3 separate regions of the Homo sapiens genome follow, and regions 2 and 3 are each linked to region 1. The links are chromatin contacts, found by Hi-C or POLR2A ChIA-PET in ENCODE. All regions are on one chromosome and are shown on one strand. Each heading gives the region's core, a stretch centred on a gene start or an enhancer-like site at or near the end of the contact. The rest is flanking DNA. Distances are from core to core; before and after follow the strand shown. Region 1 holds the start of MBP (myelin basic protein). Region 2 overlaps NFATC1 (nuclear factor of activated T cells 1). Region 3 holds the start of ZNF407-AS1 (ZNF407 antisense RNA 1).

Region 1 (2,700 bases), core at 140-2,639:
TGGGACCCATTTTAGTGTTCCAGCTTCCCCAGCCTGAGCTTTGAGTGACTTGAGCTGGGACCTGGGTGCACCCGGGTTCATTGTCACCACCCGTGCTCCTAGGGCAGCTGTCCAGCCTCCCACGCCCACTCCGCTCATCCTTGACTTAAAGTGAGGTTGTGGGGCAGAAAAATTGGAGAAACACACTATCTTTGGCACCCTTTTCCCTCCTCACCTTCAGCCTCAAAGTCTCAGAACCCTCCTGCCCCCTCCACTTGAAAATCTCTCCTGAGGAAACGACCAGACTGAATGCTTTTGCGTCGTTGTGGAAGTATTTCTCTTCCAGTTGCCAGCATTTGAAGACAGTTGCTAAATCCTCCGGGGCTTTGGGGGAGGCTGGTTTTAGGCCGAAACCCCGACCCCGTGCTGAAGTCTGAGTCCCGCCTCCCAGCGCGGGCCGGGACAGCGCTCACCCCTCTCCCTCACTTCCTAACAAACTGTGTGGGTCCCAGGCTGCTCCAGGTCCCCTGGAAGCTCCAGATCCAGATCCCTGACTGGGGGTGTAGGTCAGGAGGAACGCGGGGCCTCATTCTGGGACTCCCCCAACCTCCTCCTCTTCCACCATCAGGAGGCTGAGAATCCAGAGAAAGATCTCTGACCACTAAATCTGTGTGCAGGTGAGTCACGGCTAAACAGCAGGCTTTTTCTTTTTAACAAGACAGCGACGAAGACCACGATGTCTCTGGGCTGCAGGACCAGGCTGCTTCCTCGCACCTGCGCGTGTTTTGCTGTCTTTTCCGCGCACGCTTCCTGCGCCGGTCCTGCAGGAGAAGGTGCGCCCCTAGCTCCCAGCTCCCAGCTCCCAGCTCCCAGAGGAGCACCTGCCAGCCGGACATGGGCCTGGCCTGGGCTCCAGGGGAGGGAGGGAGTGCCTTGGGAGGACCTGCCGGCTCCTTTCGCCTCCAGGCCGGGCTGACTCTCCTCCTGCAGGGCCGGGGCTGCGCCAAGTCTATCGGCAGTTTCTGGGGTTTCCAGCCCCTGAGGACGCGGGGAGATGCGGCCTGGCACCCCTCCCGCGAGGTCGAGGTCGGGGTCGGGGTGGGTTCGGAGGCCAAGCCTCCGAACGGGAAGGGTCGACGGGCCGCAGTTCGGAGCCCAGTTCGGCAGCGGGCGAGGCTCCAGGCCGCCCCTCCGAGGTCTGACCCTGCGCGTGGGCCCCGTGCGCCCCCCAAGTTCCGCGTGGGCAGAGCGGGCCCGGGGTCCTCCGAGCTCCCGGGGCGGCGCCGGCGGCCGCGTCCAGGTGGGGCGGGCCCGGCGGGATCGGCCTGTGTTTACCTGGCTCGCAGGAAGCCCGGGGAGGCGGGGCCGGGGAGCTGGGTGCGCGCCCGTCCCTCGGAGCCGCCGCCGTCAGTCACCGCCGCCGCGCGCCAGAGAGAAGCAGCCTCCGGCCCCGGCGGCCCCTGTCTCCCGACCCCGGAAGGCGAAGCAGGCTGCCCGGGGACCCCGCGCGTGGGCGCTTGAAGCCGAGACCAGCCTGCCCGGGCCTGGGCAGGCGGAGCAGGGCCTTGGACCCCGCGGCGCCCCTCGGCCTCGGAGCAACGAGCGCAGCGCCGGTGGGTGACCCTCGGGGACGGGCGGGCTGCTCTGCCGCCTTTGTCTCTGTGCCCCTCCGAGTGGGGACCGCGGAGACCTGGGCGGGACCCCGGACCGGAGCCCCGCGGGAGCCGGGGGCGCAAGATCGGGGACAGGAGCTATCCCGACGCCCGGACTCCGGGTCCCTTTCTTGGCTGGGGACGCGCAGGGAGAACCTAGGCAGCGGAGCAGGTGGCCGAGCAGGTAGCAGCCGGCGGCCTCCCTGACCCGAACCCAAGTCGCCGCCCCCGATCCCCATTGCGCGGGGGCTGGGCGCGGGTGTAGACGCGGGTTTACAGCGCCGGGGCCCGACCCTGACAGGTGTCCAGGGGTGGACTCCAGCCAGGCCCGGCGGTCCCAGGGTCGCTGAAACCGCTCGGCCTCGGGCCGTGGGGCTGAGGGGAGGAGTCTAGGGTGGGAGGGGACGGCGGTCAAAAGCGGCCACTCTGGGCGGGTGTGGAGAGGGTGCTGGCTGCCAGGGCGGGCTGGGGGGTCCTCCCGGCTCGCGGCGCCTGCTAATCACACCCCGGGGGCCCCGCGCGCGATCGCGCTCCTGCCCCTGCCCCCGGGGCGAAGCGCAGTCTCCCTCTGAGCTCCAGGGGCGGCCAGGAGAGCCCGGGTCCGGGCTTCCGCCTTCGCAGGGCCTGTCTCGGGCTCTTCGGCCGGGCCCGTCGCTGCGCCCACCTGGGCCCACGTGCGCCGCCCGCAGCCGCCCGCCGGCCCGCCCGGGTCTTCCCGGCAGTCCCCTCCTGGGCCCCACTGCCTGTCCTGGGCCGGGTGCGTCCGTTTTCCGTGGCCCCCGAGGCCGGGGTGTGTGACCTGCGGTCATTTGCCGCCACACTAGATTTTCCGGGGTGCTGGGGGCAGCGCCTTGTGTCCTTTCGCGTCCACCTGAGCCCCCCCGTTTTGGAAGGTGGAGTGGGGCTTGGGAAAAGGTTCAAGCGTCTTTGGGGACCCCCGTGCGACTCTGGCTGGAAACAGGCGAGCTCTGGTTCCTTGTTCCGTTTTCCAATTGCAACAACGTGAGAATCAACAAGTGCTCGGTTTCTCTGCGCGTGGGTGAGGGGCGCGTGGGCTCGCTGGGTGCTG
Region 2 (2,700 bases), core at 135-2,634, 2.4 Mb before region 1:
CACACACAGACACACACATCAGGGGATGCCCCCCCCCACACACATACACATCAGTGGATGCTCCCCACACACACACAGACACACACATCTGTGGATGCACCCCACACACACACAGACACACACATCAGTGGATGCTCCCCACACACACACACACACATCAGCAGACGCCCCCCCCCCCACACACACAGACACACACATCAGCGGATGCCCCCCCCCCCACACACACAGACATACACATCAGCGGATGCTCCCCCCACACACACAGACACACACATCAGTGGATGCCCCCCCACACACACATACACATCAGTGGATGCTCCCCACACACACACAGACACACACATCAGTGGATGCCCCCCACACACACACATACACATCAGTGGATGCTCCCCACACACACACAGACACACACATCAGTGGATGCCCCCCACACACACACAGACACACACATCAGTGGATGCTCCCCACACACACACACATCAGTGGATGCTCCCCCCCTACACACACACACACAGACACACACATCAGGAGACGCCCCCCCCCACACACACAGACACACACATCAGCGGATGCCCCCACACACACATGGACACACATCAGTGGATGCTCCACCCCCCACACACAGACACACATATCAGCTGATGCCCCCACACACACATGGACACACATCAGTGGATGCTCCCCCCCTACACACACACACAGACACACACATCAGCAGACGCCCCCCACACACACACAGACACACACATCAGCGGATGCCCCCACACACACATGGACACACATCAGTGGATGCTCCCACCCCCATACACAGACACACATATCAGTGGATGCCCCCCCCCACACACACAGACACACACATCAGCGGATGCCCCCCCACACACAGACACACACATCAGTGGATGCTCCCTCCCACACACACACCAGTGGATGCTCCCCTCCTACACACACACAGACACACACACCAGTGGATGCCCCCCCCACACATACACAGACACACACATCAGTGGATGCCCCCCCCCACACACAGACACACACATCAGTGGATGCCCCCCCACACACACACACATCAGTGGATGCTCCCCTCCTACACACACAGACACACACATCAGTGGATGCCCCCCCCCCACACACACATATCAGTGGATGCCCCCCAACCACACACAGACACACACATCAGTGGATGCCCCCCCCGACACACAGACACACACATCAGTGGATGCCCCCCCCACACACACACAGACACACACATCAGCGGATGCCCCCACACACACGGACACACATTAGTGGTGGATGCACCCTCCCCCCCCCACACACAGAGTCTTCTGCTGCTTGGCTATACTTATTTTTCAGTCATTTCTCCGGTACTAGCTTAAATGTGCCTTAAACTTTTTTTATGTGGGGGTGGGGGAGGCAGGTGGCCAGAGGCGCCAGCGGAGCAGGATGTCGGAGCTGCCACTCGCCTTCCACTGTGCTGTGAGAGCCACCGGGACACGTCAGCATCTCCCCTGTTCTGAAATCAACACCGAGACACACCGAGTCCCTCCGGAGGCATCTGCAGAGGCAGCAACGCCACGCGAGGGCTGCCGACTCTCCAGCTCCAACATTTCGTCCGGACCTCCCGGCAGCGCAGCGGGGGATCCCCTCCCGTGAGGGGCCCGGAGGGGCTTCGAGAAGGCTGTCGCCTGATGGGCTCCGTCAAGTTTCCCCCTGCAGACCCTCATTCTACCAGTTTTGATTCCATTTTAAATCTGACTTCCAAGTGGCACCCCTGCCGACGGTCAAAACGCCCCCTCTCCTGGTGTGTGCCCTCCATCCCCGCTTCCTGGGGGCAGCCGGTTTCTTGCTGTCTGGACAACAGAGCTCTGCCAATGCCACTTATCTCGCCCGTCCAGGACTTTATCACCAACTGTCCTACTTCCGACTCCAGCAAAGGAGCGACAGCGAGCACGTCTGTGCTTGGCTGTGACTAACAGGGCCTCTGAATAAAGTGAAAATAATCCCACTTTAAGCTGCAAGAGGAAAGACCCACAGAAGGAAAGTCCTTCACGGACGGAGACCCAGGATCCTGAAATGCAGTGCGTCCCTTCAACGTTCTGAGAATAAAAATTTAAACATGCAAGCCCCGGGAGGAAAAGCAATTCCTAAAACATGGCAGAAACAACATAAAAAAAATCTTGCTGTTGTTTTAAAAACTGACCTAAGACCAGGCATGGTGGCTCACACCTGTAATCCCAGCACTTTGGGAAGCCAAGGCGGGAGGATCACTTGAGGCCAAAAGTTCAAGACCAGCCTGGGCAATGTAGTGAGACCACCCCCCATCTCTACAAACAAATGTAAAAATTAGCCAGACATGGTGGTGTGCACCTGTGGTCCCAGCTACTTGGGAGGCTGAGGTGGGAGGATGGCTTGAGCCCAGGAGGTTGAGGCTGCAGTGAGCTGAGATTGTACCACTGCATTCCAGCCTGGGTGACAGAGCAAGACCCTGTCTCAGGAAAAAAAATAAAAAAATAAAAAATAAATAGCCTGATCTCCTGTTTTCCAGGAAAGCCCGAGCCTTGTAAGGGTTTTTCAGATGGTAGTGAAACAACTTGGAAGTCAGCAATTCCTAAGGATTTTCCAAATCTTCTCAGACTAAAATTCTCCCACTTTCCTGCTGCCTTGTTCAAACCATGGTTCGGAGATCTGTGAGCAGCCTGCCAG
Region 3 (2,792 bases), core at 177-2,676, 2.5 Mb after region 1:
GTCACGCAAGAAGAAAGCTTTACCTTGTACCAGTAGCAGTAATTTTGTATATAGCAAAGTGAGTCTCAGTTTGTAAAAAGGGAATAATTCCTACTACACAAGATTGCTGTACTAAATGAAGCACAGTGAGTATGCCAAATGACATATAAGCTCTTCTTAATAAGGTTCTGATGAGTATATGTTAGGGCCCCTGTCTACAGTGTTCTAAATGGACCAGCACTTCACCACAAAACAGATACATACTACGACTAGGATGTCACCAGGCATAGACTGCAAAGCTGTAACTCAAATCACTATTAAGACTGTAATTACTTATAAAAGTATTCTACATGTGTGTCCACGGATGTGGGATGTCCTATTCCAAAACTCCCCAATGAAATAAATGGCTACTCAAAACCCAGCGCAACCGACAGAGGTCAGCGGCCACTGCACCCCGCCTCCACCAGCTTAAACTCCAGAAGGAGGCCAAGCACCCAGGGCGTGCTAGCTGGCTGGAAAGAGGTGAGCATCTACTGAGAAACCCACTGCTGCCCGCAGCGGTGTCAGGCAGCCGCGGGTCTCCCCGCAGTGGCGCAAAGCGAGCTGAAGTCGGGAATGGCTAGGACCCTTCGCTGCCACCGCGGTGCTTTCGGCCACCGCACTTGTGTGCCCTCCGCCCGCCCACACCAGCGTCGCTTAACGGAAGAAGGCGCGAGTAGCAGCGGCGCAGCCAGGGCACCTGGGGGTGACACGAGAGTGGGCGGGCGGTCCAGGGAGCCCCTGCTGGAAACCAGACGCTAAAGCTTGCAGCTGTGCAGCTAGGGGAGCATCTGTTTTCCACTTGAGAGCAACCCGGGCACGCGAGAACGGCCCGATTTCGGTGCAGGGGTGCGTCCCGAAGGAACGGGGGACTGTTTCTGCGCGGACAGGCGAACCCGGCAGGGGAAACCGAGGCCACGCTAGGTCCGCAGCCCCGAGGTGTCCACAAGAGCTCCGCTCGCGCAAGGGCGCGGAGCGAGGCTGCCCGCGGGACCGGCCTGCGGAGCGAGCGGGTGAGAGGGCAGGGCGGCAGCTGGGGCCTGGGGGAGGAGGGCGGCGAGGCAGCGTGAGCGAACGAGCGAGGGTGTGTGTCCGGGCGTGAGTCTGGGCGGGTGTCGGGAAGGAAGGCGACAGGGAGGGGCGGAGGCGGGGGGAGGGGGGAGGAGAAAGAGCGAAGGGCCCAGACGGGGCTCTGGGCGCCCAGCCGCCCGGCTTCGAGCCCTCAAGCCACCGCCCCCAGGCCCCGCGCTGACGCTGGACGGTCCCCGCCTCCAAACCCCCCGCCCCGGCCAGAGAATAACTTACCTGTTTGGCGACGGAATCGCTCCTGCTCGCCCCTCTGACTGACTCCTCCGGCTCACCGTCTTCCCTTTGGGAGGAAGAGGCGGGACATCCTGTTTCTCCGTCGAAGGACTTCCGGTGGCTTCCAAGGCGACTCCGTAGTGGATGCAGCGCCGGACGCCACAGCCGAAAAACAGAATCTTGGAACTGGTTTAGTACAATCCAGGTCGAGTTCCTTGTTTTTTATCCGAGTGGCCGGCAGGCCCATGTGCTGTCTTGTTTTTAACACATCAGCTCTTGCCGGAAGCCGCTAAGAGATAAAATAGGAAGTCCCACCCTTCCCTTAGAGAAGGAAAACGGAGAGCCGAAGGAGTCAATCTAAATTCGATGAGCGCGTCGGGCTCCAAGGCAGGCGCTGTCAGCCCGGGAGGGCTGTCTGGGATTTCTAGAGGGTCCCAGAACGGGTTCTTCCCAGGCCGATCCCGCCTGCTTCCTGCCCCGTCTCTCCACCCGCCTCCCGCCCTCTGTAAGGGACCCCGAGGGCGGCGCCGGAAACACGGAGAAGGCCCAGAACGGCGCGGGACCCGAGAGGCCTACGTTGGCAAACGCAGCCCGCTGCCCCTTTGCTCGCTTCCCCCGGGCCTGGAGTGGCTCCTGTCGCTTCTGGCGCTCCGATTTCGAGAAATGACTTTCAGCTGTGCAAGGCGAGAATGCTACTTTAGATGATGAGAAAAAATCTCTCGAATGGCTCCCAAAATGAGGTCCTTGTTTAAGAGGCCACAGGAAGCCGCTAGCCGAACTCTGATACCAAAGAGGAGGCCAAGAAGCGGACTGTGGCTTGGTGACCTGTTTGGTATTGCCAAATTTTCAGCTTTTATTAAAGCTGAAACACCTTGGCTGTTTAAAACGTTCGACAAGGACTTTTTTATGAACGTTAACGGCACAGCATACGGGTTTTTTGGAAAAAAAAAAAGGCAGGACTTCAGCCCGTCCGCCCCCTTGTGCAGGTCCATTCATGAACCTCGAGTTAGAGGCCTTTCTTCTGAAACTCAGAATCTAGTAGGGAAGACCTGTGTAGACGAATAAAAATAAATACATCACAGCTTGTTAAGTGCTGTGACAAAGAGGCAGTGAAATCCTGCTTGAGGTCATCTGCCTTGCTAAAGAGGTTTGACTATGTTGTAGGCACAGGGTTAGGGTTAGACTCTGTAATGGGAAGTTATGTGATCAGATTTCTGTTTAGGAAGATCACTGGCCAGGCGGGGTGGCTTACGCCTGTAATCCCAATACTTTGGGAGGCCGAGTCGGTGGATTGCTTGAGGCTAGGATTTTGAGACCAGCCTGGGGAAACCGCGTCTCTACTAAAAATTTGAAATTAGCCAGGCATGGTGGTGCGAGCCTGTAATTCCAGCTACTTGGAGGCTGAGGCGGGAGAATAGCTTGAACCCAGTGGCGGAGGCTGCAGTGAGCCGAGATTGCGCCACTGCACTCCA

Evidence for each region. Hi-C counts contacts between places; a loop is a spot of excess contacts on that map. ChIA-PET counts read pairs that join two places held with the same protein, here RNA polymerase II (POLR2A). Pooled maps may share reads with other maps.
Region 2: a loop to region 1 is called in a pooled map, with 6 times the contacts of the local background. The contact joins the enhancer-like site here to the promoter of MBP in region 1. A Hi-C loop is called at or near these places in 2 of 37 single-sample maps with no recorded cell type and 5 of 50 pooled maps. POLR2A ChIA-PET finds 5 or more read pairs at or near these places in 1 of 52 experiments (activated CD4-positive, alpha-beta T cell).
Region 3: a loop to region 1 is called in a pooled map, with 9 times the contacts of the local background. The contact joins the promoter of ZNF407-AS1 here to the promoter of MBP in region 1. A Hi-C loop is called at or near these places in 3 of 37 single-sample maps with no recorded cell type and 9 of 50 pooled maps. POLR2A ChIA-PET finds 5 or more read pairs at or near these places in 1 of 52 experiments (naive thymus-derived CD4-positive, alpha-beta T cell).

What each region holds. Positions count from the first base shown.
Region 1 is chr18:77,131,472-77,134,171 of GRCh38, reverse strand. MBP (myelin basic protein) reads left to right here and starts at 1,389. Exons shown (of 9, transcript NM_001025101.2): 1 at 1,389-1,592. RefSeq lists a silencer at 1,125-2,424.
Region 2 is chr18:79,519,140-79,521,839 of GRCh38, reverse strand. The region is part of intron 9 of NFATC1 (nuclear factor of activated T cells 1); the gene reads right to left. LOC102723506 (a long non-coding RNA gene) reads left to right here. Exons shown (of 3, transcript XR_935689.3): 3 at 1,415-2,519. Among named protein-coding and RNA genes, the nearest start is that of NFATC1, 120 kb to the right of the region's middle. Within about 2 kb of position 1,384, at least 3 of the 41 ENCODE cell types and tissues checked have a DNase peak (open chromatin) inside an H3K27ac peak, as active enhancers do.
Region 3 is chr18:74,596,469-74,599,260 of GRCh38, reverse strand. It overlaps ZNF407-AS1 (ZNF407 antisense RNA 1), which reads left to right and starts at 1,426. Exons shown (of 2, transcript NR_024484.1): 1 at 1,426-2,792. It overlaps ZNF407 (zinc finger protein 407), which reads right to left and starts at 1,391. Exons shown (of 9, transcript NM_017757.3): 1 at 1,324-1,391. RefSeq lists enhancers at 396-615, 1,406-1,615 and a silencer at 1,006-1,305.